Regions from separate parts of the Homo sapiens genome. Here region 2 is linked to region 1. The links are chromatin loops, found by intact Hi-C in ENCODE. Cell type or tissue: mammary epithelial cell. All regions are shown on one strand.

Region 1 (2,500 bases):
TCTTTTTCTTTTTACATTTAACAACTCTCAATTTCTCTTGCCTCCAATCACCTGTCTCTAAACCCAACCATCGGTTATTCTTTCCAATATAACTTTCCATTTATATTTTCTTTAAAATTCAGCCCCAAATGAGACATTAAAAAAAACCCCAAAAACTATGGATTTAGAAAATAATGTTTCCTTATATTTCAAGTCTTACCTCTCAAGGAACCATGCTGCTTAAGGTCAGATGTACTGGGCCATGGACCAGTACTAGCCTGTGGCCTGTGAGGAACCAGGCCGCACAGCAGGAGGTGAGCTGCAGGTGAGTGAGTGAGGCTTCATCTGTATTTACAGCCGCTCCCCATCACTTGCATTACTGCCTGAGCTCCGCCTCCTGTCAGATCAGCAGGGGCATTAGATTCTCATAGGAGCATGAACCCTATTGTGAACTGCACATGCGAGGGATGTAGGTTGCACACTCCTTATGAGAATCTAATGCCTGAGGATCTGTCACTGTCTGCCATCATGCCCAGGTGGGACCATCTAGTTGCAAGAAAACAAACTCAGGGCTCCCACTAATTCTACATTATGGTGAGTTCTATAATGATTTCATTATATAGTACACTGTAATAATAATAGAAATAAAGTGCACAGTTAATGTAATGAGCTTGAATCATTCTGAAACCATTTCCCCGCCACCACCCCTGGGTCCATGGAAAATCTGTCTTCAACGAAACTGGTCCATGGTGCCCAGGTGCCCAGAAGGTTGGGGACCACTGTTGTAGATAAAATAAATCCATAAGTAACACTTTTGATCAACAGTTTCATCCCCCTCACACATATATATTTTTAACAGAACTCTTATCAAGCAAGACTCACTGAGCAGGAAGACTTGAGGACAGCAAAATGATGAAAGAATGAGTAACTAAAGGGAAAAGGAAATTCCTCCACGAGACTGTAAGCTGCACAAGGAGGAGTGACTAAGTCTCATTCACTGTGGTCCCTCTAACATGCAGCACTGAGTCTGGCAAGTAGTGGGCGTTTAAACACAGAGAAACATGAGCTCTAGATAAGAGGATGGGGTGGTGCCTGCGTTTCTTCCCCACTCTACTCCTAGCACCTGGCATAGTGACTCACACGTAGGGAGCACCTGAGGGTTTGTTGAACAGTGAGTCCTCTCATTAGCTAAAAATGACAGACACAACATAAGAAGAAAAACAGGGAAGTAAGTAAAGCAGAGAAACAGTAAGTAAGTATGGTCTTACTTTGCTATCCTTGTCTGGTTTGGTTGCTGAACTGTTCCCACAAGCTGATGAAGCACTGTCAGGAGATGTGGGGAGTCCAGGGAGAACGGTCACTATCCGGCCACTGGGCTCAGCCTCCAGAGAAGCACTGGTGATGCTTGGGGAAGTCAGTGGAGCAGCTGCTGCACAGGCCAGAGGGGCACTGGCTCGACTGATACTGATGGCAGCAGTGTGCGTGGCTGAGCCTGGCATCAGAGGCGCAGGTTGTGGGGAGGCCAGCGAGTGATGGGACAGGCCCACAGATGCAGGGCTGAGGCCGGCGGCATTCTGTACCTGGATGGGTGTCACTGCTGCCGTGGGGCGTTCCTGGTTGTGCGCTGCAACTAGTAGATGGGAAGAGGGAACACAGCAAAATTCAACTATCTAATAGATGCTGCTCACCAAAACATGAGTCATTTCACTGCATCAGACCATGATGAAAGGCTGCTATTGTATTTATTACAATAAAGATGGGATGGACGGTGGCCTAAAAGCACTTAATCTTAGCTGGATCCCCAGACACTATCTATTGTCCTTCCAGGTCAGCCCTTGAGTCTACTGAGTGCCTGGAAGCTCAGTTTTGACCCAAGTCCCTTTACTTAGGAGACAGCCTCTCCACAGTGTTAGAGACACTGAGCCAGTTCTTGATGGTATTCTACAGTGTCAAGCGATGTCTCCCTCTAGTCCTTTTCCTATTATTCATTCCCTTTTCTTATGAATCATTTTCCTTTTTTCTGTTTTTCTGATAGAGTTCACAAGCCTTTAGTTTACCCCTCATCCCATTAGTTACCCAAGACTCTTGGGAAGGTTTTCAGTGCTACAGAACTAAGAAAGCTGTTTAAGATCCCATAGGGTCCAAGGTAGACTTGTGCTTAAGTTAATCAGAAATGATCAGCACACCCGTTAGTAGAGTATCACGCAATGTCACATGGATGGTAGTAGTGAGATTTGAGATCATATGATCTCAACTATAGAAGTCAAAATTTCAAGTACTATTGACATTCTTAGGATCAGCCTAATTTCTTTCAGACTTTAGATCTATCCATCAGGCTTGAAGTAATACGCAGGGCACGCTTAGCCCAAATAAGCAGATACAAGGTGCCACTGAGTAGACTTTGCCTAATGTTGTTCATTATTAAAATTACATCTACATTTCTCAACATCTGTCATAAAAGATCTACTATTAGGCAGGTAAGCCCTTTATCCTGATATGTTCTGGCCTGGGTTCCTCCTTA
Region 2 (2,500 bases), 200 kb after region 1:
AACCTCTGCCTCCCGGGTTCAAGCAATTCTCCTGTCTCAGCCTCCTGAGTAGCTGGGACTACAGGCGCTGGCCACCGTGCCTGGCCAATTTTTGTATTTTTAGTAGAGACAGGGTTTCACCATGTTGGCCAGGCTAGTCTTGAACTCCTGACCGCAGGTGATCCACCGGCCTCCGCCTCCCAAAAGTGCTGGGATTACAGGCGTGAGCCACCGTGTCCGACCTCATTTTTATATGTTATTTGTTGTAAAACACTCAACATTCTTCTTGGAAGAAAAAGAAATTTACATAAGTGGTATAATATAAGAAAATATGCTGCATAACATAATGATGATGGCCTTCAGGTAATGTTAACAGCATTACTTAAAATAATTATTAATGTATTATCTTAATTTTTTTTTTTTTTTTTTTTTTTGAGACAGAGTTTCACTGTTGTTGCCCAGGCTGGAGTGCAATGGCTCGATCTCAGCTCACTGCAACCTCTGCCTCCCGGGTTCAAGGGATTCTCCTGCCTCAGCCTCCTGAGTAGCTGGGATTACAGGTGCCCACCACCATGCCCAGCTAGTTTTTTGTATTTTTAGTAGAGATGGGGTTTCACAAGACCAGGCTGGTCTTCAGCTCCTGACCTCAGGTGATCTACCTGCCTCGGCCTCCCAAAGTGCTGGGATTACAGGCATGAGCCACCACGCCTGGCCATTATCTTAATTTTTACTTGACCTTTGTACAATGGTATGAAAATAGTTCTCTATCAAGATTTATTCTGTTCACAACATTCTACAAGTGACTATTTTTCTTCAGAAATTATGACAATATTAAGTGGGTGTATTAAGTAAAACAAGAAATCGGTGCCTAAGAGTTAGAAATAAACTAACATATACGTACAATAAGATATACTGAGGACCACCAAGCCCCAGGAGCTGCACTTTGTCAGAGAACACTGTAACAAGCAAGACTCAGTTCCAGCCCTCAGATTGCTTATGGTCTGATGGGAAACGTAGACAGGTAAACGGGTGAAACCTCTTGCTTGTGTCCACAGCAACTGGCAGGGTCTGCAGGAAACAGGCCATTGCCAGAAAGAAAATCATCTTACTATTATCTACACAGAGTCCAGAACAGGATGCAAAACCAACTCTTTACTGCCCCCAGTGGAAAAAATCCTCTTCAGTCCATACGGCAACAACCAGAGGGCCCTCCTAGAATCACCCTGCTCCTGGCTTCTTCAGTTTCTTCCTCTCCCCACCGTGGGCTTAGTCCTAGCTTCTTGCAAGGGGTAGGTTCCGATTTCTCCTTAAAGACTGTTGCAGAGACAGAATTCCAGTCTCTCTGATTCTTCCCAGGGGCATATCTAAAATATCAGCAAACTGTTCTCTCCCCAGAATCAGCGGACTCGCATTGAATCTCCGTTTTAGCAAAGCCCAGGCTCCACACCTCCCCTGGGAGGCACAGAAACACAGGACAGTCCCTCCTACCCCGCCATGCAGGCAATTGCTGCACTGCTGGCATCCCCAGCTTGGGACCCAGCACAGAAGCCAGACATAGCCCCAGGGAGCCAGTGGCCAGGAGGAGTGTTCAGGGCACAGGGACCAGACGAATAAAAGCTGGAGACAAAAGAGAATGCTAGGCCAGGCATGGTGGCTCACGCCTGTAATCCCAGCATTTTGGGAGGCCGAGGCCAGCAGATCACCTGAGGTCAGGAGTTCAAGACCAGCCTAGCCAAAATGGCAAAACCCATCTCTACTAAAAATAGAAAAATTAGCTGGGCGTGGTGGTGGGCACCTGTAGTCCCAGCTACTCGGGAGGCTGAGACAGGAGAATCGCTTGAACCTGGGAGGTGGAGGTTGCAGTGAGCTGAGATGGTGCCACTGCACTCCAGCCTGGGCGGCAGAGTGAGACTCCATTTCAAAAAAAAAAAAAAAAGAGAGAGAACACTGGTATTGAGGGAATTTCAAGCCATTCTAAATGCCCGGAGAAGTAATTTTAAATTCTACTCATATTTCAAGGTTTCATTTAAATCACACCTTATCTATGAAGTGCTCTGGGATTAGGCTACTCTCGTTTATCTCCTTCCTTTCTAAGCATCTACGATATCTATCATTATGTGGCACAACCTTATGTTTCATTCTGTAGGGACTTCTGTTGTTCACTTGCTTGATGTGAGCAAACTGGTTTCCTTAACTAAACCATAAACTACCGGAGGGCAGGATCATTGTTTAGAGTTTTGCTTTATGATGACAGTTTTATTGAGCTATAATTCATATACCACACAATTCACCCATTTAAAATGTACAAGTCAGTGGGATTTTCTTTAGCATGCTTATAAGAGTGGGGCAACCACCCTCACAATTAATTTTAGGACGTTTTCATCATCCCCCAAAGAAACTCTCCTGCAGTAGCAGTCACTCCTCATTTTCCACACCCAGGCTGTGGGTTGGATTGTGTCCCCTCCAAAAAGATTATGTTCAAGCCCTCACCTCCAGAACCTGTGAATGTGACCCAGTTTGG

What was found. Hi-C counts contacts between places; a loop is a spot of excess contacts. Peaks named below come from ENCODE experiments on the same cell type or tissue, not always from the same donor. Only the 100,000 strongest peaks of a DNase experiment are listed, where the experiment ranks them.
Region 2: a loop joins it to region 1, with 10 times the contacts of the local background. A loop is called at or near these places in 2 of 110 quality-filtered maps.

The regions. Positions count from the first base shown.
Region 1 is chr4:169,115,022-169,117,521 of GRCh38, forward strand. SH3RF1 (SH3 domain containing ring finger 1) reads right to left here. Exons shown (of 12, transcript NM_020870.4): 10 at 1,248-1,609. Among named protein-coding and RNA genes, the nearest start is that of CBR4-DT, 110 kb to the left of the region's middle. In mammary epithelial cell, a CTCF peak has its summit at 1,015; DNase peaks (open chromatin) are centred at 1,040 and 1,670; H3K27ac peaks cover 2,500 bases.
Region 2 is chr4:169,310,696-169,313,195 of GRCh38, forward strand. The region is part of intron 2 of LOC105377529 (a long non-coding RNA gene); the gene reads right to left. Among named protein-coding and RNA genes, the nearest start is that of SH3RF1, 41 kb to the left of the region's middle. RefSeq lists an enhancer at 920-1,468. In mammary epithelial cell, a CTCF peak has its summit at 1,147; no DNase peak of the experiment used is centred here.